4 separate regions of the Homo sapiens genome follow, and all the other regions are linked to region 4. A link is a loop called in an ENCODE intact Hi-C map of the cell type or tissue named here. Cell type or tissue: Calu3. All regions are shown on one strand. Region 1 has its middle 91 kb from the start of OR13H1. Region 2 has its middle 130 kb from the start of OR13H1. Region 3 overlaps LOC102723546 (a long non-coding RNA gene). Region 4 has its middle 74 kb from the start of ENOX2.

Evidence for each region. Peaks named below come from ENCODE experiments on the same cell type or tissue, not always from the same donor. Only the 100,000 strongest peaks of a DNase experiment are listed, where the experiment ranks them.
Region 1: it touches region 4 in a loop (13-fold over the local background); 63 of 110 quality-filtered maps call a loop at or near these places.
Region 2: a loop joins it to region 4, with 21 times the contacts of the local background. A loop is called at or near these places in 28 of 110 quality-filtered maps.
Region 3: it touches region 4 in a loop (2.8-fold over the local background); 4 of 110 quality-filtered maps call a loop at or near these places.

What each region holds. Positions count from the first base shown.
Region 1 is chrX:131,630,594-131,638,593 of GRCh38, reverse strand. No RefSeq gene overlaps it. Among named protein-coding and RNA genes, the nearest start is that of OR13H1, 91 kb to the right of the region's middle. In Calu3, a CTCF peak has its summit at 4,910 (motif pointing right); a DNase peak (open chromatin) is centred at 4,883.
Region 2 is chrX:131,674,453-131,682,452 of GRCh38, reverse strand. No RefSeq gene overlaps it. Among named protein-coding and RNA genes, the nearest start is that of OR13H1, 130 kb to the right of the region's middle. RefSeq lists a silencer at 6,587-6,636. In Calu3, CTCF peaks have their summits at 4,581 (motif pointing right) and 6,631 (motif pointing right); a DNase peak (open chromatin) is centred at 4,592.
Region 3 is chrX:131,361,279-131,369,278 of GRCh38, reverse strand. It overlaps LOC102723546 (a long non-coding RNA gene), which reads left to right. Exons shown (of 4, transcript XR_938590.3): 3 at 227-327; 4 at 4,353-8,000. Among named protein-coding and RNA genes, the nearest start is that of IGSF1, 76 kb to the right of the region's middle. In Calu3, no CTCF peak of the experiment used is centred here; no DNase peak of the experiment used is centred here.
Region 4 is chrX:130,973,015-130,981,014 of GRCh38, reverse strand. No RefSeq gene overlaps it. Among named protein-coding and RNA genes, the nearest start is that of ENOX2, 74 kb to the right of the region's middle. In Calu3, no CTCF peak of the experiment used is centred here; a DNase peak (open chromatin) is centred at 4,894.

The DNA of each region.
Region 1 (8,000 bases), 660 kb before region 4:
GAGTGTAGTATCACCTCTAAGTCCCAAAGAAGGCCTTGGTGGTGAGTATTCTCATTCCCATAAAATATGGTTGACTTTGTGTCTTGCTAACTTCTTAAACAAATAGGTGTTTAGGTGGATGTTCCCCAAATCAGGGATTTTCTGAGGATATGATGGTCATCACTATGTAGTTGGAGACATTTTTCATCACAGTATAAGAATTTGCCAGGTTGGCAACTGATCTTTGACAAAACTGACAAAAACAAGCAATGGGGAAAGGATTCCCTATTTAATAAATGGTATTGGGAAAACAGGATAGTCATATGCAGAAAACTGAAACTGGATCCCTTCCTTACACCTTATACAAAAATTAACTCAAGATGGATTGAAGATTTAAGCATAAGACCTAAAACCACAAAAACCCTAGAAGAAAACCTAGGCATTACCATTCAGGACATAGGCATGGACAGAGACTTCATGACTAAAACACCAAAAGCAATGGCAACAAAAGCCAAAATTGACAAATGGCATTTAATTAAACTAAAGGGCTTCTGCACAGTAAAAGAAACTATCATCAGAGTGAACAGGCAGCCTACAGAATGGGAGAAAATTTTTGCAATCTATCCATCTGACAAAGGGCTAATATCCAGAATCTACAAGGAACTTAAACAAATTTACAAGAAAAAAACCAAACAGCCCCATCAAAAAGTGGGCAAAGGACATGAACAGGCACTTTTCAAAAGAAGACATTTATGCGGCCAACAAACATATGAAAAAAAGCTCATCATCACTGGTCATTAGAGAAATGCAAATCAAAATCACAATGAGATACCATCTTATGCCAGTTAGAATGGCCATCGTTAAAAAGTCAGGAAACAGGCAAGGCATGGTGGCTCATGCCTGTAATCCCAGCACTTTGGGAGGCTGAGGTGGGTGGATTACAAGGTCAAGAGACCATCCTGGCTAACATGGTGAAACCTCATCTCTACTAAAAATACAAAAATTAGCTGGGCATGGTGGCGCATGCCTGTAGTCCCAGCTACTTGGGAGGCTGAGGCAGGAGAATCACTTGAACCTGGGTGGCGGAGGTTGCAGTGAGCAGTGATCCGCCACTGCACTCCAGCCTGGTGACAGAACAAGACTCCATCTCAAAAAAAAAAAATCTAGAACTAGAAGTACCATTTGACCCAGCAATCCCATTACTGCATATATACCCAGAGGATTATAAATCATTCTACTATAAAGACACATGTACACGTCTATTTATTGCAGCACTATTCACAATAGCAAAGACTTGGAACCAACTCAAATGCTCATCAATATTTTACTGGATAAAGAAAATGTGGCACATATACATCATGGAATACTATGTAGCCATAAAAAAGAACGTGTCCATGTCCTTTGCAGGGACATGGATGAAGCCGGAAACCATCATTCTCAGCAAACTAACACAGGAACAGAAAACCAAACACTGCATGTTGTCACTCATAAGTGGGAGTTGAACAATGAGAACATATGGGCACAGGGAGGGGAACGTCACACACTGGGGCCTGTCAGGGGGTGGGGGCAAGGGGAGGGATAGCATTAGGAGAAATATCTAATGTAGATGACGGGTTGATGGGTGAAGCAAACCACCATGGCACATGTATAGCTATGTAACAAACCTGCACATTCTGCACATATATCCCAGAACTTAAAAAGTATAATAGTAAAAAAAAACTAAATAAATAAAGAATTTGCTAGGTTGGAGTAGGCTGGTTTTAGGGCCAGGGAGGATTAGGTGTAGGAGAGAGAATTAGGGTAGAAAATAGTACCTTCATGTGCTGGATGGCTACATCTATGACAGAGGACTAAATTAGTGCTCCCCAAAATTTCATGTTTTAACACTTATAGAAAATGGTGTGTACATGGTATACTAAGGAAATGGGCAAGATTATTCAAAGTTGAAGGCAACTTACCCCATGCTCTGAATGCCATAGGTCTTCATGGCCGTTCTAAGGGCTGAGAGGATCACTATTTCACAAACCTACAGCCCAGTAAGTAAAATTGCCAATGAAACAAATTCTGTCCCTTTCTTGAAATCAGTTATCAGGCTAACTAGAAAAATAACATAAGTAATGAACTGTGGGTAGAACCTGATAAATGCCAGAAATCTCAGGACAAACTTCATTTACCTGGAGTGTTCCTAAGTTTAATGTGATTGATGCATAATAGGCAATTATGTGCCTTCATCATATGGAATATATAGAACATGGTCCAATAATTCTATCTTTCAACTTTTAAGTAGGCCTTTTGCAGGGTTATTCCAAAAGTGGTGCTATATCAAGTGGCCAGGAAACTCTGTAATCTCATTATAAGGAATAGAATATAGGATATCATTGGCCGGGCACAGTGGTTCATGCCTGTAATCCCAGCACTTTGGGAGGCCGAGGTGGGTGGATCACCTGAAGTCAGGAGTTTGTGACCAGCCTGGCCAACATGGTGAAACCCCGTCTCTACTAAAAATACAAAAACTAGCCGGGTATGGTGGCGGGCACCTGTAATCCCAGCTACTTGGGGGGCTGAGGCAGGAGAATTGCTTGAACCCAGGAGGTGGAGGTTGCAGTGAGCCAAGATCGCGCCATTGCACTCCAGCCTGGGTGACAAGAGAGTAACTCTGTCTCAAAAAAAAAAAAAAGGATACCATGATTTCATGATGAGGTCATATGGGATTTAATTCATCTGTTTCTGAAAATATATAGGGTACTGAATAAGACAAACAGCAAAAAAATATTGCTTGTGGCACATGTGAGCTACCATCTTCCACACATCAGTCTCATTCATGCTGTAGACAAATCCATTTCATAAAAACAATGGTTCAAAATTTCAAAAAAAAAAAAAAAATAGAAATGTGCACTGAGAGCATGAGAAGATGCTCAACGTCATCAGTCATTTGGGAAATTCAAATTAAAACCACAGTGGGATATAACTTTAACTTGAACATGAAATTCAAGAACATTTTGTTAAATTAAGATAGACACAAAAGAGGATATCATGTATACTTCTGTTTATATGAAACTTCAGGAATGGCAAATCTATTCTTGATGACAAAATAAAAAATACTGCTTGCCTTAGGCTTGAAGTGGGTCTCTGGGTGACTGGGATGGGCAGAAGTGAATTTTGGGAGGAGGTGATGACAGTGTTTTGTATTTTGAGTATGGCAGTTGTTATTTCCAGGAGGTATATAAATTTGTCAGTGCTTATTATAAAGTCCATTCAAAATGGGTAAATGTTATTATATGCAAACAAACTCCAAAAATGATTAAAAACAAACTTATGGTTTGCCATGATGATCTGGGAGGCCCTGAGTCAATAGGTATGGGCAAAGTTTTATTGTTGTGATGCTGAGGTAATGATTGGAATAGGCAGCCATTTCATAAATAAATATGTCTAGTACTGGGACATGATGTAAGTTTGCCATAGTTATTATCTACATATTGTTGAAAGGACTTGACCTTAGCCTTAGCGAAACAATTCAAGTGCTTGACATCATACTCAGGTTAATCATACTTTCAGTTCTGCCTTCAGTTCTGAAAATGTCTTCTGGTAATTGGCATATTTGTTTGGAATCCTAGGTAAGGAAATGACAGATGGTGGAGGGCCATATTAGAACTTAAGGCAGAGTTGCAAAATAAGATGAAAAGCATAGGTTTTCTTTTTTCTTCTTTTCTAAAAACATTTTATTTTAGATTCAGGGGGTACATGTGCAGGTTTGTTACATGGGTATATTGCGTGATGCTGAGGTTTGGGCTTCTAATGATCTCTTCACCCAAGTAGTGAACATAGCACCCAATAGGTAGTTTTTCAACCCCTGCCCCCTCCCTTCCCCCCACTTTGGGATCCCCAGTATCTATTGTTCCCATCTTTGTGTGCATGTATAGCCAATGCATAGCTCCCACTTATAAGTGAGAACATGCGGTATTTGGTTTTCTGTTCCCACATTAATTCACTTAGGCTGATGGCCTCCAGCCGCATCCATGTTGCTGCAAAGGACATGATTTTGTTCTTTTTTAGGGCATAGGTTTTCTTAGGCTATAGTGAGGTAGGCACTTGGATCTCCACTCTGTAGAGGGTTGAGTAGAAGCAGTAACACAGTAGTAATACTGGGGTTTTGTTGCATGTTATCTCATCTCATGAGCACGCCGATTCCTATTGCATGTTATCTCATGAGCACACCGATCCTATAGGAGGATCTCTATTCTTCCTAATCTGCTATATGAACAAGGGGATCTCTTCACTAGTGTAAAGGTGAGTGTACCACCCAGAATTCCTTATGATGTACTGCCCTTCCCACAGCCCTTTGTAGGTAAGGGTAAAAGATGATCCTTCCACTTTCACCCTGGCTCCCTGGTTAGTATACAAAAGTTTCTAGTGATGGGAGTGGCACCTGTGGACAAAGTGGTTAACCCTGCTGTAGGATATATTAAGAGACTAGTGCAACCAGGAGGCCTGTGGCATGGGTCCTTGTGTTTCTCTAGTTTGGTAGACACATATGTATCTACACTCTGTGGCTTATTATTTCTGAAATAATAGTATAACTCTGACCAATCTATCTTGTAGTTTTCCCCCTGAGGCTTACTGAGAACCTAGACGGTTCTACTCAAGAGATGACACTACAGGCTACTCCCTAACTGTGATGGGCAACTGAAAAAATACATTGCCTTAAGAGAGTACGGCTTGCCTGACTCTCTTCATGCCCTGCTAGAATCTGAAGTACTTAGAGTCCCTCCAAATTTGAGGTTGTATGTGGCTAGTGAATTTCCCCAGAAGTGAAGGTGGCAGGGCAGTGATCCTGGTTGAAAGGCGAGGTTCACAATTCAGAGTTCTCTGTGCCCCTGTATGCATCATGCTGAACACTAGAGGGCACCCTTGTGCTGTTAGAAGCTGAGAGCTGTGGCTACAAGCGGCACTAACTTTAGGATGTGGAATCTTAGTCTCCTGAGGGATTCATTAGATGGTACCGCTGGGGCCTGGGCTGGGTTACAAGACATTAGGAAGAAGATTAAATACTCATTAGGAATTCAAGTTGTGGTGAATTAGCTTTTAGGCAGAGCTCACTGGGCCGGGGTATAAAAGGAGTCATTAAGGGAGCCAACCAGGCCAGGCGCAGTGGCTCACCCCTGTAATCTGAGCACTTTGGGAGGAGAATAGGAGTTCGAGACCAACCTGGCTAAAATGGCGAAACTTCGTCTCTACTAAAAATACAAAAATTAACCGAGCGTAGTGGTGCGCGCCTGTAATCCCAGCTACTTGGAGGGCTGAGGCAGGAGAATCACTTGAACCTGGGAGGCGGAGGATGCAGTGAACCAAGATCGCACCACTGCACTCCAGCCTGGGTGACAGAGTGAGACTTCTTCTCAAAACAAACAACAGCAACAAAAAAGGAGCCAACCAAAAGGGACATATACTTTCAACTGCTATCTATATGCAACTCCCGTATCTATATTTCCAGATTTTTCTTCTGAGCCTCAGATATATAGTCAACTGGGTACTGAATACACAGTAATCTGAATATCCTTCAGATGCCTTAAACTCAATGTTTCCAAAATGAAACTGATATTTTCCTTACTCTCCTTGCCTCCAATTTTCCCACACCCCTTTCCGATGCCATAGCCCCACCAATGATACCCTTCTCTGCCTCACAAACTCACTCATTTACCAATATTCCCAATTTCAGTAAATAGTACCACCTTGTTGTTCAAATCATCAAACTGGTAGTATCATCTTTGACACATTCTTCTTTCCATCTTCTTTCTCATCAGTTACCCTGTCCTGTTAATGCAATTTGCTAAATGCCTCCTAAATTTACCCAATTTTCCAAATCCCCCATCCCTGCCCACCATCTTCTCTCGCCTGGATTACTACAATAGCCTTATAGACCTGCTTCTCACATCCAGTGTTAACCCCTCCCATTTATTCTCCACCCTTCAACCACAGCCTATATAAAATTGAAATCTAGCGATGTCCCTAGATGCTTGAAACCATTGAATGATCTTCTTAGCCTTCAGGATGATGTTTAAATGCTTTGGCATGGAATTCATTCATGCTGCTATTGGGACCTCTATTTTGTGCTATGTACAATGTTAGAGAAATTGGGGATGAACCCACAAATGAAATATACATAGTTTCTGTTCCCATGAAGCTTAGCTATTAAGAGTCATGGCCTATACGCAGCTCCCAGTATAGTGTCACAGAAGGCCTTTCATGATCCGGCTCTGGCTCACTGCTGCAGCCTGTTACCTTCCTATGCACTATCCTCCCTATCTTTCCATCTCTTCCTCACCACTTCAGACCTTACAGTCCAGCCAAACAGAGCTACTTGCAGTTAGCACATGCTTCTCCTCTTTCATACCTTCATGCCTTTGGACAGAATATTTTCTCTCCAGGTGTAATGCCTGCAATGACTGCTTCATCAGGAAAAATCCTATTTGTCTTTAGAAACTCATTTCAGATGTCGTATCTTAAAAGAAGCCCTCCCTGCTTACCGTTATTCTTTAAGTTGGTGGTAGGTGTCAATGTAATCCTGTAGAATCCTGCATTTACCTCCTTCACAGCATTTTCCACCCCAAATTATAACTGTTTACTTCTTTGTCTCTCAATTTTCAGTGAGTACCCGTCACAGAGACCTTATCCCAGAGTCTAAGTAGAAGGTCATGGTAAACTGCTCATGTTGTCAGTCTCTTACTTTCTTTGTTTCCAGCTAGTACTTGGCCTTATCTGACTCAAAGTGGCCTTATCTGACTCAAAGTCTTTAATACAATTGTAACTTGTGACCCTTTGTTCAATGTTTTTCATTTTTAGCTACTTCCCCCAGCACACTATTCTTTAGAAGACGAGAGGTAGACCAACAAAAAGCTGTGGAGGAGGCTCATCTGCCTGCCTTTCAAAATTCCATGCTGGGTACACTTTGTCTAACCACTAGAAATTGAATAATGGTGATGTAGGACTGAAAAATGGCACTTCTTTATCCCTAATTTTCTGGACCAGTTCTGGGGGACCTAGTTGTTCTCCAATTTGGGCTTTCAGGGAGACATAGAGTCACTTCTTTCACTAGAGAAACTAAAGATGAAAGCAGACTTTGCCATTTCAATTATGCTGTCAAACCCTTTAGTTTCTTCAAGGTCCCAGTTATGTTCCAGTATTTCTTAAGCGAAATTCTATATAACTGCCTGAAAATGAGACAAAAATTAGGTTTAAATGACATATTCACTCAAACTCACATGTATATTCTCACCCTGTAGTCTATTCCAGTTGGTTCCATCTAGTTCAAAAATTGGAGCAACTAATTTCATGTCTGCCATCAGAAGTAATCTTTCAGTGTTCATAGGTGAATTCCTGGGATCCAGCTACTGCATCGAATATATTAAGAAAATGCTAGCAGACGTTTGATAATCCTAAAGTGGAAGTGCTATGTGATTTCATAGGTAGTTATAGTTATTTAACTTTAAAACACAGGGGCACACAATTTAGCCTGGAGTGAGGGTAAACAGGTACACATAGTAAAAAACTCACTGCTCTCGTTCCTGTAGGACACTGGCTTGTTTTTGCTTGTTACTTATTGTTTACACAGATACATGTAAACACATGCATACATAAACACACATGTGGACTTCAGCAAAACAAAAAGGGCTAATTTAATAGTGAAACACAACCACAAAGTTGTGCTAGAATTGTTTACTAGCATGCATAAATGCTTAAAATTAATTACTATGCACAGGTGCTTTGCATGGTACACTAGCAGGAGCTGAAATGAAAGTGACGCGTACTGGAAAATTGTTAGGCAGTGATAGTCTAGGCCTGATTTATTACAAGAGCAAGTAAACACTTGAGGTTATGGGAAAGCGACACAAATCTTCTTAGGACTAGAATAGAGACATTCCTTGCTACGGCTTCCCGTCCTTGCCTCTGAGAGTAGCCTTGTGGAATTACGTGTGTTTACAGAGATGTATTAAAATTACTAAATAGTTTCTTTTAATACTACA
Region 2 (8,000 bases), 700 kb before region 4:
AAGCCACTCACGCTTCTATAACAAAATACCACAGACTGGGTAATTTATAAGCAATAGAAATTTATTTCTCACAGTTTTGGAGGCTGGAAAGTTCCAGATCAAGATACTGGCAGGTTTGGTATCAGGCGAGGGTCCAGTCTCTCACCTTCCAAGCTGTTGCCTTGTTGCTGCATCTTCTGGAAGGGATAAATGCTGTGTCCTCACATGGTGGAAGCAACAGGAAGGGATGAACCCATTCCCTCAAATCATTTCATAAAGGCCCTAATTCTGTCCCTGGGGCTCTTCTTTTGTGACTTAATTATTTCCTAAAGGCCCCACCTCTCAATACTATCATACTATTGATTACGTTTCAACATATGAATTTTGGGGGACACATTCTAAATGTGACACTATCCAAGGGAAATGAAAATATATGTCTGCACAAAGACATACACAAATATTTGTAGTAGCATTATTTATTGCAGCCTCGATCTGGAAAAAAATCCAAACTTCCATTGCCAGGTGTGTGAATAAACAAAATGTGGCATATCTATTAGTCAGGGTTCTTTAGTGGGACAGAACTAACAGGATAGATGAATATATGAAGGGGAGTTTATTAAGAGAATTGGCTCACACGGTCACAAGGTGAAGTGCCACAATAGGCCATCTGCAAGCTGAGGAGCCAGGAAGCCATTCCGAGTCCCAAAACCTCATAAAGTAGGGAAGCTGGCCAGACCCGGTGGCTCACCCCTGTAATCCCAGGAATTTGGGCGGCCAAGGTGGGCATATCACAAGGTCAGGAGATCGAGACCATCCTGGCCAACATGGTGAAATGTGTCCTTAACTTTTTATAATGTACTTAGAGTTTTATTCTACCACCTCATACAGAATGTAAAATCTTTATAACAATATACATACTTTTACTATTCCTTAGTGTCCTTTATACTATTATTGTCATTTGTAATTTATGTACATACATTATAAACACAGCAAAATGATGTTAGAACTTTTGCTTTAAGCATTCAAGTATATTTTAAAGGAACTAAGTGAAAATTTTTTTTGTACATTCTCAGACACTGAACATTTCTGATGTTCTTTACTCTGGAACATGTTCTGGCTCTGGAAGATCTGTATTTTCCCCTGATGTAGTTTTCTTCAACCTGAAGAATGTCCTATAGCATTTATTTTATTGTATGCCTACCAGTGACAAAGAATCTTAGTTGTCTTTTGTCTGAAAACATTTATTTCACCTTCATCTGTGAAGATATTTTCAAGGATGGAGAACTCTGGGTTGATTTTTTTTCCCATCAGCACTTTCAAGAGGACGTGACACTGTCCTGTAGCCTCCATAGTCACTGATGAGAAAGCCATAGCTTTTAAAATAAAACATGTGATATATGACAGCTGCAGCATTTCAATTCTGTGGGGGAATGACTGAGTTTTCAATGAGTGGTCTTGGGATTACTGGGCATCCGTGCGTGCAAATGAAACTTTACTTCTCCCTCACAGTGTACACAAAACTCAATTCCATAGTCTCTTTTCAGGTACTCATGGTGAGGAAATTCATTATAAACCTGCACTTGTGCTATGGAAAGCCCAGGAGAGGAGGGAGGGCTTTGATGGATTTGAGAGGTGAGAATGAATGTCTAGCCAGGGGTTGGCAAGCTAACTCACAGAACAGATGTGGCCAGTGACTTGTATTTGTAAGGCCTGAAAGCTAAGAGTGATTTTTACATTTTTAAAGCTTTGCTTGAAAAAATGGAGGCTATGTGACCGAGGCCACCTGTGGCTTGCGTAGCTTAAATCATTCACCATCAGGCCTTTTACAGAAAGAGTCTGCTATTCTCTGCATCTAGGACCAAAGATACCTTGACCCATAGTTTCTCCTATGTAGGGACAGGACATGTTCTAGAAACCCCACTGTGGTCTAATGTGCACGTCCTCTTCATGAGGATGGCTTCACTGACATAAACATAAGCCGGACCAGATTAGCATTTCATGTCAGGCCAGGCCCCAGAAGCAGAGTAGAATGAGATCCAGACACAAGTTCTAACCGTATCTGCGACATGGCCTTACAGGAAACCAGTGGAAATCATTCCTCAGTGAAAGGCAGAGGCCTAGGAAATGGGGTTGGAGCCGGGGTGCGTGGGTGGGCACGAAGGTTCACCCTTTCTGGAGGACCTCCCAGACCGCAGAATCAAGGGGGCACCTCCTGGACATCTTCTCACTACTATGTATCTTCCAGTCTTGATTTCTTAAAAGACAGCAAGGTGAGAGGAGGGGAAATAGAGGAGCATGCGAGAGACCACTGGGATTTTGGGTCAGGACTATCCTGCCATCAAAATGAAGTTGGAAACTACGGAACCTATGACCCAAGATGTTGGTTTTGCGACCTCTGTTAGGTTCTTTTAAACCCTTTTTTCTGCATCTGATAGTGCTTTTATGCTCAGAATGTTGTCCTGCAGGGTCAATAGTCACATTCTCAAAATAAGAACTTTCTAGGTGCTGGCCATCTGGGGTCTCAAAGGGGGGCGGGAGTGGGGAGTGGCTATTGTACCTCCTCTGCAGCCAGACTTTGGAAGATGAGGGTGCTAAATGACAAAGGACAGTTAGAATTCGCAGAGAAGGTGAGGATGAGTTGGGCGGTAGAGAAAGGAGGAGAGAGGAAGAAAGCGGGAACTCCCCTACACATACTCTCTCTGTCTCTCTCATTCATTAAAATTTCTACTCTCGGCCGGGCATGGTGGCTCATGCCTGTAATTCCAGCACTTTGAGAGGCCCAGGCTGGCGGATCACCTGAGGTCAGGAGTTTCAGACCAGCCTGGCCAACATGGAGAAACCCTACCTCTACTAAAAATATAAAAATTAGCCGGGCGTGGTGGTGGGTGCCTATAATCCCACCTACTGGGGAGGCTGAGGCAGGAGAATTGCTTGAACCTGGGAGGGGAGGCGGAGGTCGCAGTGAGCCTAGATCACGCCATTGCACTCCAGCCTGGGCGACAGAGTGAAACTCCATCTCAAAAACAAACAAACAACCTCAACTCTCATCTCATTCTCCTAAAATGATGATTTTTTTCTTGTTTCCATTTATGGAACAAAGTTGTGTCCCCATAACTTAATAAAAAGAATAATTTTAAATAGGATGATGGTTAGGGACGGATTAAAGTTTGGGAATATTACTTATGTTACTTGATAAGCACATAATCATTGGCATTAAAAAGGATAAAGGATTAGGTGTGTGTCTACTAGTTGCTGACAGTTAAAGATGGTCAGGACCAATGACAGGATGAAACCAGGGATGTGTGCTTTGGCAATCACGTGAATGTAGAAAAAGAGTGATCTATAGGTGAAAGGGGTCTTGGTAGCAGTCAGGGATCAAGTGAGAGTCAGAGATGGGGTGAGCGAGGGTCAGGTGTGTCCACAATGCAGGATTTTTGCAATTATTCTGAGTGTTAGGATCATAGTTAGGGACGGGATGGATTGGGAATTTTGTGAGGGTTGAAGATGTCTGTTTTTCATTTCCTTGATAATAGGAAGCACCGATTTTACATAGGGTAAGGGATTAGGTTGGAATCAGGGATAGAGGTCAAGTTAGGGGTGGAAGGAGAGGTGGAAGCAAGTGTGAGGATAAGGGTTGTGCCGAGAAGGAATACATATTGCTTCAGATAAGCAGTGCATAGTAGGATGGATTGGGGTCAGGAACAAAGTGGGGGGGCTGCTATTCTGACATATAGAGAGATTACACATGGCATCTCTGAGTCAAAAGGCGGGAGGAACCTGTAGGCCAGTGGTGGTGACTGTGAGCCCTCTGGAAGGATTTTTGCTGTTTGTGACCCCGGAGGTGTCAGTTGGCTGTGTGTGCCCTGAATGCCTCCCTGCCAGAGCAGGAGCGCAGTGAAGCCTTTATGATCAGGAAGGGTCAGGGCCGGCCATCTGGGTCCCAGGCAAGGGAGGAGCTGGGCTGGCTGTGGCCCCCTTCGCAGCCATGTTCCTGAGGGACAGCTGAACCCACAGGGTGGAGTAGGAGGTGGCAGCTATGGAGAGGGGAGCAGGCAGGCTACCGGGGCCTTACTCCAGAGGGCAGAAAGGAGAGCATGATGGGCTGGGCCTGGTCTCAGAGGGAACCCAGGCTACTGGGCAGAAGGAGGACTCCGGGGGCCCCAGGCCAGGCCCTGATGGCCAACAAAAGGTAAGGGGCTCAACAGGATTCTCTCAGGGAAGGGGCCGCCCCTGTCCTCTCCATGCCAAGACGGCCTAAACTCCACCAAGAAGTTCTCGTGGGTGGAGTTCCCTCAGCCAGAGCCACCCGCAACAGGAGCAGGCTTCTCTTGCCACCACTTCCCAACCCTCCAGCTGTGGCCCTTACATTGTGTGTGTTCCAAAACCCACTGCGGATCTTATGGCAGCTGCGGGAAAATGCACTAGAATTGCTGATACAGAGGATTCTAGGAGTTTTGCTTTCTCAGAACCTCCCCTCCCCTCCCCTCCCCTACCAAGCCCCGGGTTAGGAGCCCCTGCTCCCCACATCTCTCAGCCTCCCACCTGGGAGTTTCCCCCCTGGCAGGTTCTGCGTCGGGTGTCATACGTCCCAGTGGCCACGAGATGGCGAAAGAGGTCTTGGCAGCACCCGTCACCTCTTCAGGGCTGTTTTTCCTGTTCAATGGGTGAAATTAGGGCCCAGGACCAACCAGCGCCCCCATATCTCTCACAGGAATGTGAGAAGGAATGAAGGCTGGAAACTACTTTCTGCTGCCACCTGGGATACTCCTCCCTTTACAGTCCTCTCCCTTTCCAGATCGCACAGTGTGACTGAGCATTTCCACTAATAACATGGATAGCATAGGCGCTGGGGATGTCGCTGTCTTTGGCTGTCCCCGTGTTTCTTGTACCTACTGCCTCCCTCCCCACGTGGTAGGGGACTGGGGGTTCAGCTGCTCTTTTGACCTCAGCATAATTGATGCCAACAACTAACAGTACTGTAGGCTTAGCTGAGGACTGGTGTCACATCTTAGTAGCGGTTTGACTTTGAGCTAGTTAGTTAACCTCTCTCTGCTCAGGTTTCCTTACGTACTCAATGAGGATTGTCATAGCGTACCTATGTCATGAGGTTATTGTGAGGCTGAAATAAATGAATATCTCTAAAACACTTATGACAATGCCTGGCACATAACCAAGCACCCAATGTATGTTAGCTATTCTAATTTGTCATCTTGGCCTGCAGAGTAAGGCCTCAATCATTATCTGTTTTTCTTGGCATTTCCCATCTTGAGCTCCTAGGTTTTGACTATGGACTGTATCTCTGGTGTCATCAACTATGTCTGGCAGTTGGTAACTGCTTTTTGGTCTGAGTTTTCTACAAAGTCTTAGTGTTGATTTTATTACTATGCACTGGTTGAGATAGGCCTTAACAGTATATTTCTGGAGTTGTAGTGTTCTCCTGGAACTGGGACAGTAGAAGCTAATCCCTCAATTCATGGTCAAAAACTTTCCCCTCTGGCATAAATCTTTGATCCTGGGAGCACAGAATCAGATACCACGCAGAAAATGCTGCCCAGGTGACACTAGCTAAGCTTTCCCTAGGAAATCTTGTGCCCACTCAAGTATATGATACTACTTGATAATGACTAGTGACAGGCTCCATGGTTTCCCAATGGCTCACCTGCCACAGAGAATTGTGCACAATATTCATGTTGCTCCGGAATTTCCTTCCTGTATCTGTCTTACATTTTCTTTTTTATCTTTTCCAAAAATTGACATCTAAATCACATATGATAATGTTCACCCTTTTAGACTGCACAATTTAGTGTTTTTTTTAGTATATTCACAAAGCTTTGCAACAATCACCATTATCTCATTCCAGAACATTTTCATCACCTCAAAAGAAAACTTCATACCCATCAAACAGTTATTGCTCATTCCCGACTCCTACTCCCAGCCCCTGACAACCACTATTTTCTGTGTTTATGAATTTACCTATTCTGTGTATTTCACTTAAATGGAATCATACAGTACGTAGCAGTTTGTTTCTAAGTTCTTCCACTTAGCATGATGTTTTCAAGGTCCACTTATGTAATCGCATGTATCAATATTTTTTCTTCCTTCCTTTTTATGGCTGATAAATGGATAAACAAAATGTAATATATCATCCCTGTCTTTTTGAGGTGTATGAATAGGTGGGGCAAATGTAACATTCCAGGATTGAGATAACAAGTCTTTATACAATATGTCCCTTTTGTTTCAGGACCAGGACCACATGTTCTCCTAATCTTGCCGTTTTCAGATCAGGAGCCTCCTTTTGTTTTCACACAGTTGTGATGTGGCACTCAATTTCTCACCTTCACCCCAGTTGCTTAGCTTTGCCATTGGGAAGACATGCCAGGAACTTTCCTGGACTGTGTTCTTCTAGTCCTGGGATGACCTAGATATCTCAGAATAAGTCACTTTTTCAGCCTACCTCCATCCCAGAGATGTGCCTTTGTAAACAGAGAATGGACTCCTAAGGCCCTTGCTTGTGGGTCAGTGTACCCACCAAATCTTGGGTAGATTCACCAAAGTGGGAGCCAGTCCTGCCCTTAGAGAACATTTCTGACCTTTTCTGCCCCCACACTATTACCAAACCTCTTTTCCCCTCTGTAATGTGGGGTTGGGTGTACTGTACAAGCATAAGATGCTGGTAGAGACCACAAGATGGTGATAGAGAGCTTGCCTGGACGTTTCCTCTTTGACTCCTGAGTTTGAGGGCAGCTATTTCATTTAACTCAATTTTCCTCACTCCACTATACATACAAAGCACCTACTATGTCATGGCCCTGTGCTAGGATCTCCCTCTGAGTGACAGAGTTCACAGAATGACTCAAACTACAAGATGCAAGATCTGAACTCTTCACAAATGAGCAGCTTCCACATCCCACAACCTGATTTTTTTTCTCAAAAGGGACAAACTAAAGAAATGAAATCCCGGGCTGGGCACGGTGGCTCATGCCTGTAATCCCTGCACTTTGTGAGGCCGAGGCGGGTGAATCTTTTGAGGTCAGGGGTTCAAGGCCCACCTGGCCAACATGGTGAAACCCAGTCTCTACTACAAATTCAAAAAAATTAGCTGGGTGTGGTGGAGGGTGCCTGTAATCCCAGCTACTGGGAGGCTGAGGCAGGAGAATCACTTGAACCCTGGAGGCAGAGGTTGCAGTGAGCCGAGATCGCACCATTGCACTCCAGCCTGGGCGAATGAGTGAGACTCCGTCAAAAACAAAACAAAACAAAACAAAAAAAACCCTTAAAAAGAACGTGTCCCTTAACATGTTCCATCATGACCGCATGCTCTCCACATCCCATTATACTAATTAGCTTTCCTGAGGTGGACTTGCAGCTCCACACATGCTCATGCACAACTGTGGAGCATGAGCTTGCCCATGGGCTCAAGATAGGTTCTCGTGTGTCTCAAATATTGTATACTGCAATATTTTCAAGGGCAGGGACAATGCATTTGTCATATTTTACTTATATATTCTGTCAGTATTTTTGAGTGTCTCCAACTTGCCAAGCATAGTGCTAATTTATGTGTAAACAATGGTGAGTTAAAGAGCATCCTCATGCACATGGAGTTTATTTTGTTTCCATCTGGATAGGCACAGTGCCTAGTACATATTAGAAGTTTAGTCAACGTTTGCACGACTGTTCGTTTATATGAAAGATGGTAATTTTCAGGATGTGACATTCACATTTTCAAGTTGTGACGATGATTTTAATTCTGGCCCATTCCATTAAGTTGCCTGAGTGAAAAATAATAACACTTTCAGTGAGCTTAAACAGTTCAACTAAAGGATATAGGTAATAGATTTAAATGTTAGTAAATCCTGCTAAGAGGATTACAAAGGGTAATTTCAAAAGCTTCTGCTCTAGGGTTACCGAGGGAGGTGAAGGATCTTTAACGTTAAAAGTAAGGACTTTTGCAATGCTTAGTACTATTCTCTTTAACTATTGGAGACCCAGTACATTTGTATATATTAGCCAGTACAACTCAT
Region 3 (8,000 bases), 390 kb before region 4:
GAGCTCCAAACAGACACCCGCACCCTCAATGCTACCTAATTTTATTATCCAGAGCAAATTCATGCCCTACTCTGGTTTCAACATGTTTGCTAGACCTCCTCTTTGCCACCTGTTTTATTTGCTACCAGGGAACCATCCTTTGGAGCCTTCTCCATGTCCCTCCAATTGTAAGTGGCACCCACCGGAGTTATGAAACATGGCAGTCACCGTCCGTTTCCTTTTTCAGGAATCCTTTCTGGCACTCAAGAGTTTTCAATTCAATCCTGATGAATGAATCATTATTTGATACCAGCCTAAGTGAAGACTCTGCCTGGTGACTTTTGCAAGGTAAAAGGGAGAATTATTTTCATTCACAAATTTCTCCCCTATTTCCTCCTTTGAAATGAATTTTTGATTCCAGCCTTCCATACTAGGTAGGGGTTTCTTGGGGCTTACTTGCACAAATTTTCCCTTCAACAGAAGGTGCCTTAAAGCAACTAGCAACAGCGAAGAGCAATTTAAGAAAATACTGCTAAAGCACAGAAGCTAAAGCAGATTGATTTTAGTTTCCAAGCTGCCCTCAGCAGCTGACCACCAATATATCTGCCTGTTCAGGGATGCTTGAAGGGATTTAGCATTTTGTTTGGGCTTTTGTAGCAAGAATTCTGAGATCATTGCCTTAATAGAAGACACACACCCAGGGGAGCAACTACAAACTGCTTTAGCAAAAGAATCTCTACGAACTGTTTTCTGAAAGAGAGAGCATCACTTTCAAAGGACAGTACTTTTACAACAGAAAACTTTGCAAATGTTTTAAACAGTTCTTTTTTAAATGTTACCAATCCCCCAGGTGGTTTCTGGCTGCAACATGGGAAGATTTGGGATCAGTGAGATGGAAGAGATTTTTCTGGCTACTAGCGTTCCTAAGAAAGGTGATGGGGGTTGAAATAGCTGCCTGGTGGGTGGTGGGTTCTATATTCTATAAAAAGTGGGGAGGGCTGGCCAGGCAGGTGTTAGATAAGCATGTACTGGGGTTTTGTGAAGGGGATTCCTGCTCCAGGTAACCATTTGTATTGATTGGTTTTTGGGAGCCCTTTAAAAGCACACAATTCTTGTTTTTTGTTTTTTTTTTTTTGAGATGGAATTTCAGTCTGTCTCCCAGGCTGCTGGGCTTGCTGCAACCTCTGCCTCCTGGGTTCAAGCGATTCTCCTGCCTCAGCCTCCTGAGTAGCTGGGATTACAGGCATGCGCCACCATGCCCAGCTAATTTTTGTATTTTTAGTAGAGACGAGGTTTCGCCATGTTGGCCAGGCTGGCCTCGAATCCCTGACCTCAGGTGGTCCACCCACCTCAGCCTCCCAAACAATTTTTGCTTTTATGTTACATGAATTCAAAAGGAGGAGAAAATCAATGAGGGCTGACAACACTGGGAAACTTCTTAGAGGAGGTGGAAATGGAAATGCTGGGACAAAATCCAGTCTGGAGTCTTGTCTGCCGATTTGCTGAATCAAAACAAACTGTAGGGATTTCATTAAGATACAGATTCCCAAGCCTTTACTCCTTCATTCTCTAACCTTTGTAATCTAGGAGGAATCTAAAAGATTCACTCTGAAATCTGTGTAGTCACTAGAAGCTTGGTTCCTTGATAGAAAACCTGGGACACAGCACGAAGGCCCCAGGTGCTCATTGGCTATCCCAGAGATGAGTTGGAGGTGGAGTCTTGGCATGAGCAGCAAACTGTGGGGCAAAGGAGAGTGATGTGGAGGTGGGGAATAGTGGATGGGTAAACATCTGTGCCTCAAGTGGAGCTGCATCTATCCACAATAGAATAAAAGGCTTGTGAATTTTGGGGAGTATTTTTAGGGTCTTGTTACCCAAATATCGGTGCAACAGCTCCACATGCAAGCCAGTGAGCTTGATGAAACCTGCCCACAAGATGTGCTATCAAACTTGCTTTTCTCTGAATCACAGATGGCTTGATTCACCAGAACATTTTAGGCTCAGCACTTGCTGCCATATCTCTGGCATTGATGGGTGTGGTTGCTCTACTAATTCCTAGGGCAGGGCAGCGCTGATTAGGGTTTGCCAGACTTGTAGACCTGTATTTTGGCCTACCTGTTGCTTTCATAGCTTTGGATGCTCAGAGTGGAAGGTGCTTAACTAAGTAGGCATTTGGATATGTGAGTCTAAAGCCAAGAAGATTTCAGTGTCGCTCTGGTGAAGTTGGATAATCTCCTTATAGAATTATTGCATGAAAAGACAAGGGTACCAGGTTGCTGCTGAATTTTATTGTGTCCTCTTGTCCTTCTGGTCAGAACCTCCCTGGAATTTTCTTCCTCACCCTTTCATGGCCTTCTGTCATGCAGAAGGGAGGTTTTGAGTTCGTATACAGATCTCTCAACAGCATGAGTCAGTAGAGACAGAGTTAATCCCACCTGCCCTGGTCTCTAAATATTATTTCATATGCTTCCTGTAGGCTTGGTGCTCTCACCTCCTGCTGTTAATCAGAAGTTTTATTATTGCCTCGCTTAGCCAATCTGCAAAGCACTCACTCCCTCTTCCCCAGACACGCGTCAGTGTCTCTAGCCCAGGGCTTCTCACGAAGCTGGTGCTCAGCTGTTGAATAAAGTCATGACTTCAGTGCTGCAGTGACCACTTGTAAAGGCCATGTTTTCGTTTTCTCAGAAAAACAAACTGCAATTTAGGTACACTATCACTAGGTGGAACTAGTCTGTTAGAGCAACTTATGTCCAAGTTTGAGCTCTGGCTATGTTGCAGATAAATAAGTGCACTGTTCAGACTTTTTCTAGAATCATAAATAAGTCCCTTTATTAAAACTGTTGAACTCCAATTTAGACAGCAGAGTAGATAATTCTTTTAAATGCAACGAGCACCCCAGGTAGAGTCTGTTACCTTTCTTTATTGATCTCTTCATTTCCCTTCATCATTTCAACTGGAATCTTAACTTAGCATCAAGAGTCTCTTCGGTACTTTTCATTCAGCCTTGGAGCTACTTTGACGTCAAAGCCCCTCAGATGCGTATCTCTCAATGCTAGCAAAGCCTGAAGTGTAGGTCTCAGTCACAGGCAGTCTATTCACCTTGCCTCGACTGTTTGAGCTAATTATAGAGAACAACCTCTTTGCCCACTAAGGAAGAGAAATAGGCTTCACAGAGGTGTGATGGTGCTGAAAGTGTACAAGCTACCCCCTCCCTTGGTCACTTTTCTTCAAATCAGAAAATATACTTTCTTACTTGACACCTTCTAGATTCCCTCCTCCCATCAGCTCTCTGAACTCGCTGGGGGCTGCTGGCTTAATTTCCACAATAGCTGCAGTTAATTAGTATCCCAGGGTAACTGACTTCCCTTAGCAACAGAAGTAACAATGGCTTCGGCTCACAAATTACCTTAGCTATGGTTTTCTTCCGCTGGTAAAACATATTTAATACTCAAACACAGGTTTTGAACAGCAAATTAATGTGATGTCTACTCATCAACAAATATTTATTAAGCTCCTACTGTGTGCAAGTCAGAGAACTAACCACTGAGTATAGAGAGTTGAATTTGCTATGGTCCTTTCTCGTGAGGAACCAAAAAATGAATTGGGAAAAGAAGATATGAAATCAAGTAAGTCTACGACATGATAGCATTAAATGCAGGGCTTGGTTTGAAGACTTGGAAGTTGTCTGAGGAGAGTGAAGGTCTTTGGGGCTGGGTGAGGTGAGTCTTGAACTTGACAGCCCAACTCTGGAGTCTGACAGATTTTAATTCAAATCCTAACTTTGGCACTAGCTGTGTGATCTTCAGCAAGTTACTTAAACTTTATGAGCTTCAGTTTCCTATAAACAGGGAAGACTAAAGTTCATTTCAAAAGGCTTATGTGAGGGTTAAAAATTACATAAAACACCTAGCATATTGCTGTGTCAATAATTACCCCTTTCATCATTGGTAACTCAGTGTCAAAGGAGGCTCGATAGGCTTTATCTAGGTGAAGGAGAAGGGGATAGAGTTTGCATTTGAAGGTAGTGCCAAGAGCAACTGAGACAGGCTAGGAAGGAAAGGCAGAAAAATTAGCTTACACCGAGAGGCTGGGAGTAGTAGGGACATTGTATTGGAAAGGTAGCTGAGATTTTGTCACAAGAACTCTCAGTTAAAATGTCAAAGCTGGAAGGGACCTTTAAAAATAATCTGATGGTCCAAGCTTTTCATTTGACTGATGACACGACTTTCCTTTCATGGATCCTAAGTTTCCTCCTAAGATTTCTCTTTTAATTGTGAAGTAGAGTTTTACTTTTAAATTAAATGTAAAAGTTAATATTCATCTTCTCCATATTATTCATGGTTTTAAACTTCCCTCACGTTTCCTCTCAACAGAGCTTTAGTGTTTATCCAGCTATTGGTATGCAGACAACTATACCCTTATGAGAAACACTAGCAGAGAAGAAGAGTTCTTGACTGGGTCTGGGCCATGAAACTGACCGGATAAAAGTGGGAGAAGAAGAGATGTTGAAGGAGGAGTTTGCTGTTTTCTCAGTCTCCTGAGAAATTCCAGGTTTGGATGCTTCCTAAGGCCATTCCCACTCTCCTCTATCTAAACCAGAGAGAACGATTGCTTGTCCTTATCACATTATCCTTGCTTTCACTGTAAATGATGATAAATAATAATCTCTACACTTGCATTTGCATACAGCACTGCGTGCTTTTTCAAAGAACACTCAAGTCTGTTCTCACATTTGATTCTCACACCAGGCTTGGAGATATTTGAGGCATCTCCTCCCCCCAAACTCAGTTGGACAGATCAGAAAAATGAGGTCCAGCAAACTGAAATGACTTGCTCCAGAACTCACAGACAATTAATGACTAGAACCCAGGTCTTCTAACTTCCTACCAATTATTGTGAGGAGAGCCCATAAAGGAGAAAAGGACAAGGGATGATCTATGGAACATTCAAACTCCTGTCTCTAGTTGCCTTTTTCTGGTTGTTTCTTGGATATCACGCACTCTCATCAGCAGCCTTCCTACTCTTACAGATTATCAACACCTGTCCCAAAATCCTGGGGCCAGCCATGGTGCTTGGGCTTTTTTTCCCACATCTAACCATTCCGCAGCATATAACAAATCCTTGACAAATTTCCAGTGGAAAAAAATAGCAGAAACCATACACCCTCCATCTGTGAATTGATGTGGCCAAGAACAGGCTTATTTCAAAGGGTGCACCATAGAATAGTCGTAAGACTCAACCCCTCCAAGACTAGCTGGTGCTTATCCCGCCCATAGGCAGTTAAAAGGACTTTATTTGCATCTTATTCTTTCCAACAGAAAGGCAAACATTATTATTACAATTCAGTAAATTTCCATAAGGAACCCCATTGATACATGTTGTATATTTTGGGTTCTTTTGTTTCATACTGAGCATACCAACATTATATCAATATTATATTTATCTAGCATTCTCCCATATTCATAGAAATAGAGAACTCATCAGCCTTTAAAAAGAACTCAAATGCACACAAAATTTCACCCTCTAGAAAAGCATCAATGAAAATGATTTTGCAAATATATATACTTTTCAATATGTAAGTATCTACAAAAAAATTGATAATAATTAAATACCTGTAAAGTGCCATGCACTTTACCTGTATATCTCATTTAATTCTCACAACAACCCTGTGAAGTAAGAATTACTACGCCCATTTTATAGATGAACTAGCTAGGAGTCAAAGACATTGAGCCACTTGCCACACATTTACAGCACGGAGCTACAAAGATCTGGGACTTGAATCCAGATTTTCTAACTCCAGAGCCAAAGCTTTTCTTAATATGCCACAGGAGCAAGCACAGGAGCTTGCTCCAAAAGTCAAGTTAATTTTTAGGAAAGAATTAGGTAAGCAAATATTCATGAATTAGAGAATGTCTTTAATTTCAGATCCAAATCACTTGGTCACTTAAAAATAAAAGACAATAAATCATAAGGGATTCTACTTGACTTATTATCTAAAGTGATTAATAAGAATGACATTTCCCCACCAACCCCAAATGAAAAAATCAATTTGGGAAGTTTCCCAATAATTTAAACTTGAAACACTAATCTGAAAAAGAAAATCTATATATCAAAAGTCTTCATAGTATGGCACAAATAAAACAGAATCTTAATTTCCAATTTCTATTAAACTGATTTTTCTTTTAAACTGGAGCCAGAAAGCCAAAAAGCCTTCAAATCAATTGAGCCTCTTGCATTTTATTTAAGAGGTTTCATTTTTCAAACCAAAGCTGGGAAGACAAAACAAGCTTATTTAATTCACACCCCAGAATTGTAATTTCTCTGTTCAAGCCAATGTCTAAGTGCCTGTATTAAGGGCTTCCCACTGACCATAATGTGTTAATTCATCATTGCACACAATTTTCCTTTGTACTTTTAAGCTACTCTTCATTTTCCCCTTGGTTAGGGTTGCCTATACAACAGAGGACACCCAGTAAAACATAAATTTCAGATAAACAACAAATAGTCTTTACATAAGCATGCCCCCTGCAATAATTGAGACATACTTATACCCCCAAAATTATTTATCTGAAATTCACATTTAACTAGACATCCTGTATTTTTATTTGCTAAATCTGGCAACCCTATTCTTGATCCATTGTGGGTATTCCCAGGACTTCACCTCTAAACTATTATATTTTTCAAATACATTATTTGTATGTTTTGTGGTGTGTATGTGTGTGTGTGTGCACGCGCGCGTGCCTCTCAGAATGGAGGTTCTGGAGCATCTCTCACTCTTGAGACCACAGCCATCTATCACTTTGGTTATCAATGTGTCCTCTATCGTATATATAATTATGTATTATGTTATATATATATATATATACATAATTTAGTGTGAAACTAGCCAGGACCATTTTGAAAACGAAAAGTCAGTGGTGGGAGGTGGGAAGGAGTGTGTTGGGAGAAACTTTACCCACCACGTATTAAAAGGTATTATAAATCTATACTGATTAAAACAGTTTGGTTCTAGTATGTGAGTAGATAAATTAACACCACAGAATAGAGATTACCCAATTCTTTACCCCAAAATAAGTTCTAGAAATATAAAGGAGTCAAATGGAAAATGCAATTGTAAAGACACCAAGAGAAAGCATGGAATAATTATATGTAGTCTTGAAGTGAAAATGATTTTTCTAAGGAAGATGCAAAATCCAGGAAGTAAAAAGAAAAATTTCATAAATCTAGCTACATATAATTTTCAAAACTTTTTTCATGTAGAAAATATAATAAATGCAGTCAAAAAGCAATTTAGGGGAACATCTTCAATTTATCTCACTCAGGGTGGACTAAGTTATTTAATATGTAAAAATCTCTTGCAAATCAATAGAAAAAAAGCAAAATCATGAATAGAAAAATGAGTAAAGGCTATAAATGGACATTTCACTGAAAAACAGCCATACAAGTTAATAAACACACAGAAAAAGAGGCTTAACCTCACTGATGATTAAGGCAATGCAAGTTAAAGCAATAATGAAACATCATTTCCCTTCATTATATTGAAAAAGATTAAAAGCTAGATAATGTGTAGTATTGATGGGGATAGAGAGATGGGCATTTCATAACTTGTAGATGAGATTATAAATTGGTGCAACGTCTTTGGAGGGCACGATTTTGCAGTATCTTTTAATATGAAAAATGTATTTATCCTTGACTAAGTAATTCCCATTCTAGAAATGTATATTATGAAAATACTTGCACAGTATGCAAATGTATACAAGTATAAGGGTGTCCATTGCAGTATTATTTGTGTTAATGAAAAATGGGACTAAGGCAAATGTCTATTATAAGAGATAGGATAAAAAATTTAGTGCATATTCATATATTGAAATAATATTGTCAATTAAAAAATAAAACTGATCCACATGTGTGGAAATAAAATTATTTCCCAATTTAATTTGTTGAAATTTTTAAAAGACTCACAATGGTGTGCAGGTGAATGCCCTTTTTTAATAAGGAAAGATGCATATATGTACATATGT
Region 4 (8,000 bases):
AACATTATGATCTCTAGTTCTACCCATGTTGTTGCAAATGATAGGATCTCATTTTTTTTATGGCTGAATAGTACTTTATTGTGTATATGTGCCACATTTTCTTTATCCATTCATTGTTGATGGACACTTAGGTTGCTTCCAAATATTAGCTACTGTAAACAGTGCTGCAACAAACATAGGAGTGCAGATATCTCTTCAATATACTGAATTCCTTTCTTTTGGGTGCATACCCAGCAGTGGGATTGCTGAATCATATTGTCGCTCTAGGCTTAGTTTTCTGAGGAACCTCCAAACTGTTCTACACAGTGGCTGTGCTAATTTTCATTCCCACCAACAGTGTACAAAGGTTCCGTTTTATCCACATCCTCGTCAGCATTTGTTACTGCCTGTCTTTTGGATATAAGCCATTTTAACTGGGGTGAGATGACATCTCATTGTAGTTTTGATTTCCATTGCTCCAGTGATCAATGATGTTGAGCAGTGGTCCGATCTTGGCTCACTGCAACCTCTGCCTCCCGAGTTCAAGCGATTCTCCTGCCTCAGCCTCCCAAGTAGCTGGGTTCACAGGCGCCTGCCACCGTGGCAGGCTAATTTTTGTATTTTCAGTAGAGATGCGGTTTCGCCATGTTGGCGAGGCTGGTCTCAAACTCCTGACCTCAAGTGATCTGCCTGCCTCGTCCTCCCAAAGTGCTGGGATTACAGGCGTGAGCCACCACACCCAGCTGATGTTGAGCAACTTTTCATATGCCCATTTGCCACTGCACACCACTGGTTTGAGGGAGGTAGCCACTGTAGCTGAACATGATAAATAAGAATGGACTCACAGAAAGACACACAAGTGAACTGTAGCACCAGAACCACCATACACATTACTCACAACTCCAGGGGCAGTATTTACATATACTATGAAATGAAATGACATACTCTGGATTTATGCAGTGTGGTGGTCCTGTGCAGAACAATGGGGGAAAAGGGAAGATAAACAGATAGAAAATACATTCTCTAGACTATGTGGCTTGTTTGGGCTGGCCAGGGTCTAGCCTGACCATCCAGACCAGTCCATGGGTCTGCTCAGTGGGTGGAGTTATCTTTTTGTTATCTGTGCAGTTATAAGTTTTTCCAGAGTGGCCAATGATTCTAGTTTGTCAGTGTGTCTAGAGCAGACACACTGCAATCCCAGCCATTGGCCTTACCTCTGGATCTCTCCTGTACCTTTCCTAGGCCTCTATGATGTTTCTCCAGCTGGATGTACAAGCTGAGAGTGGTCATGGTTGTCCCTGGAGCAGAGAAGGTTTCAGGGTGTCTCAACAATTCTTTCTGGGACTTAGGCTCCTTCGGCCCTAGCAACGTCCCTTTGGCCTGGCCCCTTAACGGAACTGTCTCCAGTGGGAGGCAGGATGTAGCCAGCTTTGGAAAGAGGCCCAGCCCACTCCAGCATGTACTCTGGGTGAGGTGGGCAAAAGGGCTCCCCCTCCCATAACCACAGTTTCCCTGAAAACCAGCCTCTCAACTCAATACAGCTCTGTCTGCTACATGACCTCTGTGGACCCAATATCTGCCTTATCTAACCTTCAGGCCTTGTATAGAAAGACACCTGCACATGTATATTTATTGCAGCCTAATTCACAATTGCAAAGATATGGAACCAACCTAAGTGCCTATCAATCATTGAGTGGATAAAGAAAATGTGGTATATATACACCATGGAATACTACTCAGCCTTAGAAAGGAACAAAAGTAATGTCTTTTGTAGCAACTTGGATGGAACTGGAGGCCATTATTCTAAGTGAAGTAACTTAGGAATAGAAAGCCAGTTACCGCATGTTCTCACTTATAAGTAGGAGCTAAGCTATGGATACATAAAGGCACACAGAGTGGTATAATGGACTTTGGAGACTCAGAAGGGGGAGAGTGGGGGCGAAGATAAAAAACCACATATTGGGTACAATGTACGCTACTTGGGTGACGAGTGCACTAAAATCTCACAATTCACCACTATATAACTCATTCTTGCAACCCAAAACCACTTGTGCCACAAAAGTTATTGAAATAAAAACATATTTTAAAAAAGAAAGATCACATAGGTCAGTTATGTGACAGTCTTGAGTAAGCAGCGTTCTGGAGTCAGACACTCTGGATTCAAGCAACTTCTTTGTCACCTACCCAGTTGCTTCACTTTTCTAAGTCTTGGTTTTCTTGTCTATAAAATGAAGTAAAAATAATATGTACTTTGTAGGATTGTTGGTAGGATTAGAAGACACAATTAATGTAAACTACAGTATAACCGTGGGCAAATTACTTAGCTTCTCTCTGCCTCAGTTTCCTTATCTCTAAAGTGGGAAAAATAGTAGTGTCTACCTCATATATAGGAATGTTATGAAAATTAAATAAATTGAAATTTGCAAAGCAGTATAGAAAGATTGGCACAGAGTGTTTGTTAAGTAAGCAAATGTCAGGTGCCTCCTCAATCATTCCACATAGATCTATCAATTACCTACTCTGTGCCAGTCATCTTTCTAGTCAGAAAGGATGTAGAAATGAATAAAATCAACAAGATTCCCTACAGAGTCTAGTGGGGGAAGACAAACAGTAAATAGGCCAGCAATAAAATAAATAAGACAAATATTAAAGTAATGATTTCCAGGAAGGAAATGAAACAAGGTAATAGGAAAGAGAGTAATGGGGGAAAAGGCACAGGGCACCATTCCATAAGGTGGTGTCTTAGTCCATTTAGCGTTACTGTACCATAATACCTTAGATTGGGTAATTTATAAAGAAAAGAGGTTCAGTTATCTCACAGTTCTGCAGGCTGGGTAGTTCAAAGGCATGACCCTGGCTTCTAGCAATACCTTGCATGCTATGTCATAACATGGTTGGGAAGGTCAAAGGGGAAGCAGACATGAGAGGGAAAACCTGAAGGGCATCCAGGCTTTACAACAATCCACTCTTGGGGAAACTAATCCATTCCTGTGGGAACTAATACAGTCTTGCAAGAGCAAGAACTCACTCACTACTGTGAAAACAACACTAAGCCATTCATGAGAGATCTGCCGCCACGACCCACACACCTCCCTCTAGGCCCCACCTCTCAACTCTGCCTCTTTGGGTATCAAATTTCAATGTGAGTTTTGGTGGGGACAAACAATCCATAACTATAGCAGCTAGTCAGGGAAGGCCTTTATTAGGAGGTGACATTTAGCTAACACCCAGGTACAAAACCAGAGACAGATATTGGGAGATAGTCTTCCAGGCAGAGGAAAGAGATAGTGCAAAGGTCCTGAGGTATGGTTGGAATAGTGTAAGGGAGAAACTAGTGGGTGATGAAGGCAAAGAGGGAGACAAGAGGCCTGATCATGCAAGGCCCTGGGGTTCATGTAAAGGAGTTTAAGTTTTATTATAGCTGAATCAGGAAACCAATTTCATAGACCGACCACTTGTTTTATATTTGGCGGAACTGAGGCCCAGTGAGGGGAAGCAATGGTCAAAGATCACACAAAGAATTGGTAGCAAAACTAGGATTATTACTGAGCTTCCCTCATTCTCCAGCATCTTGCACTTTATTCTCAGACATGTCATACCATATCATATGATATCATATAACATTGCAAATTGGCTGAATGCAGTTTCTACGAATGAAACTGATTACCCGAAAATGCATTTCAGGTTATTTATCCAGCAATTCCTACCCTGCACATGCTAGTGCTCAATCCCAGGCCAGCCAGACATTGGTAAGTGCCACAGAGTTTCTGCACAGAGAGGCACTGAAAGTGGCCAGCTCAGCCCTTCCCCTTCCAGCCACCTGAGAAAGAGCAGAAATTTTTGCATTAGTGTAGGAGTCTCATAGGAGGAACCTGAAAGGAATTCCTGCACACAAACAAGAAGATGAAGTATCTGTCCTCTGGAGGTCATTTTGACATGGGGAATTAGGCTGAAGCCTTGTGTGTTCATTCCTTAATCAAGAAGAAGAACATTTATCTGTAAGGAAATGCCATCTCAGATGGTACAGTACAGCTTTAGCCAAAGAAGGGCATCACAGTCCAGCATTAGCCAAAAAATAGCAACAGTTTAGCAGCCTGGACTGCTCGTTCCTTCAGGTTACTGTGGCCATCTCCTTGCTGGCCATAAGAGAGAAATGCTCTATTTTTATAATGCTCCACTAGTTAAATCAAGCCCATCTAAGACATTCTGCCGTTCCCTTTCCCGAGCTTATATAATCTGGCTTTTTCAAAAAAATTCTGACAAATACTTTTTTATAACAAAAAGCAAATAAGTTTAGAGTGCATGAGGGGTAGGAATGATTTAGCTTACAAAATATTGCTTTATGATGTGTTTTCTTTTCTGATTATTTAAATAATATATTTACTTTGTAGACCACTATGAAATTAAAGGACTATAAAGAAGAAATTTAAAATCACCTGTAACTACACAACCCAGCGATAACCATTTGTAGTTTTTAATTGTCCTTTTCTTATGTACAGAAAACATTAAATAATTAAGATTATATTGTATATACAAATGTGTATCTCGTTTTCCTTATTTAAAATTGTGACTTTTCTCAATTCATTAGTCCTATAAAAGTATGATTTCACTAATTGCTATATAATATTCCAATAGAAACATATTTCATAATCTATATAACCCAACCTTTAGTGTAACAATTTACAAAGTGTGAAGACATTAGTAGCGTTTGTTTAAAAAAAAAAAAAGTATAAAAAATGATCCATAGTTGTGAGTTTCAAACCCTGTTTCTAACAGAACTTTACATTTTTTTTAGCATGACTCATCTCAGAGCCTTATTACACTAATGTATATTGGACTCTCGACGGGAATATAGCACGCAGCGTTTCCTGTTTGTATATGCGGAGCATTTTATTGGACTGATGCTCTATAGAACAAACATAGTGAGATACCGCCCCAGTGTGGACATTTAGGATGTTGCAGTATTTCACTCTGCAGTAACCATACTTGGCATGGACATTTTTGTGTATTCATCTGGCTGTTTCCTTAAGAGAGATTCATAGGAAAGAAACTATTGGGCCAAAAAAACACAGAGTTCTGATTCTACCCTAGCTACCTTTTTCTCTGGGTCTCCATGGGCCCCACTCCACAAGGGATCTCAAGAAAAACAGACTCTCAGGTCGACTGAGTATTTTTCTGCTCAGCACAAAGCCTGCCTCATTGTAGTAGAGGTTTGTTGTTTTGTTTTTGGTTTTTCCAAATAAACTATTTTTATTCTAGAACTGTTTTTGGTAAAAGCTGGTAAGATAGTATAAGGAGCTCCCATATACCCAACATCCTGTTTCCCCTATTATTAACATCTTACATTAGTATGGTACATTTGTCATAATTAGTGAACTGATATTAATAATGCATTATAATTAACTAAAGTCCATGCTTAATTTATATTTCCTTAGTTTTTACCTACTGTCCTTTTTCAGTTCCAGGATCCAATCCAGGATACCACATCACATTTGACCATAATATCTCCTTAAGTTCCTCTTGGCTGTGATGGTTTTTTTAGTCACTTCTTGTTTTTGATGACCTTACAAGTTTTGAGTAGTGATGGTTAGGTATTTTGCAGAATGTCCCTCAATTGAGACTTGTCTGATATTTTTTTCATGACCAAACTGGGGTAATGTGTTTTTGGCAGGAGGACCTCAGAGGTCAAGCGACATTCTCATTCACATCATATCACGAGTATACACTATTAATATAACATGTCACTATTGTTGTTAACCTTGATCAACTAGCTTGAGATAATGTTTGTCAAGTTTGTCCATTGTAAGGTTGCTCTTTCTCCCCTTTCCATAATGAATGGAAAGTTACTACACAGTGCCTAGACTTAAGGGGTGGGAGTTATGCTCCATTGTTGAGGTCATTTTTAAATAGAAGCTATAGTTATCTATTTGTGCATCATTCTTTAGATGAATTCTTTGGGCCCATTAAGTATACAGGGTGTCATGGTTGTATTAAATCCAGTCCTTCTCCTCTAAGAACTTAATATCTATTTGGGAACTTTGTCTAGGGATGATATTATACAGGCACAATGTATTATAGCATTGACAACTGCAAATGGTGATTTTCTGGAATTCAGAATCTTCCTCAGGCTATAGAGAAAAGCAGGCATCAAAAAAGTATATGACAATGAAGATATTCACTTGCGAGTAAAACAAGTATAACTGATAAAAGTTATTTTAAAAACGAACAACCATTTAAAAGTCTCTCAAAATTGTCCTAAGGCAAGACTGCAAGTGAGGAAATATTTATTTAAGAAAATCTACTAAATCTTGACAAGAACAGTAAGAGTTTGTTGCACTTGAGCCATAACCCATTCCTTCCATCTCCCCTCCCCAGCTAAGCATGAAAGAAACTTCATTCTGGGTACATAAGGCCAAGATGACAAGGCTTCCTCTCCCTTCAGCTCCCGGTCAAGTGACTCAATATCTCACAGGAGGGCAAGCCACCAGTATTTATCATCACCCCCCACCACTTCACCATGAGTTGCAGAGATGAGTGTAGCCAAGAAAAATGCTGATGTATTCCTTTCTCCACCCAGACACAATCATAGGGCAGAGGCTCTACCCCCAGGTATGAAAGGATAAGAATACTGAGGCACTAATTGTCCTTGCCCCATCTCACTCATAGGGCAGAGGTTCAATTCTGGGAGAGCCAAGCTGAGAAAACCTGAGTCTACTGCCCCTGCCAAACAGCCTCGTCATAAAGCATGAATATCATTCCAAGAAAAGTGGGCCACTGTCCTTGCACCCAGCTCTGGAGTTGTGGCTCACAGATTTTGGCTCAGCAGCAGAGGCAGGTCATAAGGACAGACAGCTCTGAAGCTCTCCCTAAAGTAAATAACTTTATTTGAAACAGACTGGAGAAGTTCAAACCTAAGGGCACTTTCAAAAACAATGGATATTTGGTGGTAAGCAATTAAGAAGAGGCTGAGAATTCTCTTAATTAAGATCAACCACTTAAAACATAGGCAAACTAGCTCACCAGAGAGAACCAGAGAAGGAGACAGCAAAGATGAACCCTCCTGAGATCTGAACAAACCTCAAAGACTTGCCTCAAGTACTATCTGTGAAAAGGGTCCTAGATTTAATTGGATTTATCTGTGAAACAATTTATATCCCAGGACTTTGTCAAAAACAATAAAGCAATCACCCAGCAAGTAGTGAAACTTCGCAGCTGGGTATGATTCCAAACAATGCACATAGCTTGACAGAGAGATGGAGAAAGAGAGCTGCAATAAAACCACTGGCATCCTAGGGTGATGGTGCACGTGCCCAAGGCTGTGCTCTCTGAAGATCAACACTGAAGACTTCACACTGAGGGAGAAATTGATTTCACTAAAATAGTTTAATCAAGTCACTAAACAAGCAAATAATGGCAAAAAGAAGCCTCGGAGAGAGAGAAGGGAAATCAATATCTAGTTGCTGCAAGATGTTACCTAAAATGCCCAATTTTCAACAAAAAATAAATAGGAGACAACTAAAGAAACAGAAGAAAGTCAATCATATGTATGGAACAAAAGCAGGCAACAGAAACAATCTGTGAGTGGGCCCAGATGTTGGATTTGACAAAGATTCTAAAGCTGCCATCAGAAATGTGTTTAAAGAACTAAAGGAAACCATGTTTGAAAAAGTAAAGGGGAAAAATTGCAGAGTAGGAATCTCCAAAACTCCTCTTCTCCATAAAAGTAATGGGAAAACTAGCAAAAATTGTCAGAAGCAAATTTTTCAGAACTCTAGAAATTATCCAAGAGTTTCCAGCAATCTGAGGTGCATTTATTCAAGAAAAATGGCTGAATCTCAGTAAGAAGAGTGAGATTGTGGTGTTTTTACTTGTCCTAGTCCAATTCCCTACACTCTAGCACAACAGTAGGCTTGAAAAATCATAATCTGCATTCATGGTGAAAACCAACATCCTGACAGACACCAGAGAGAGCCGAAAGGAGCTGGAACTCTTTCCAATAATTATTCCCAAAGAATTGTCAT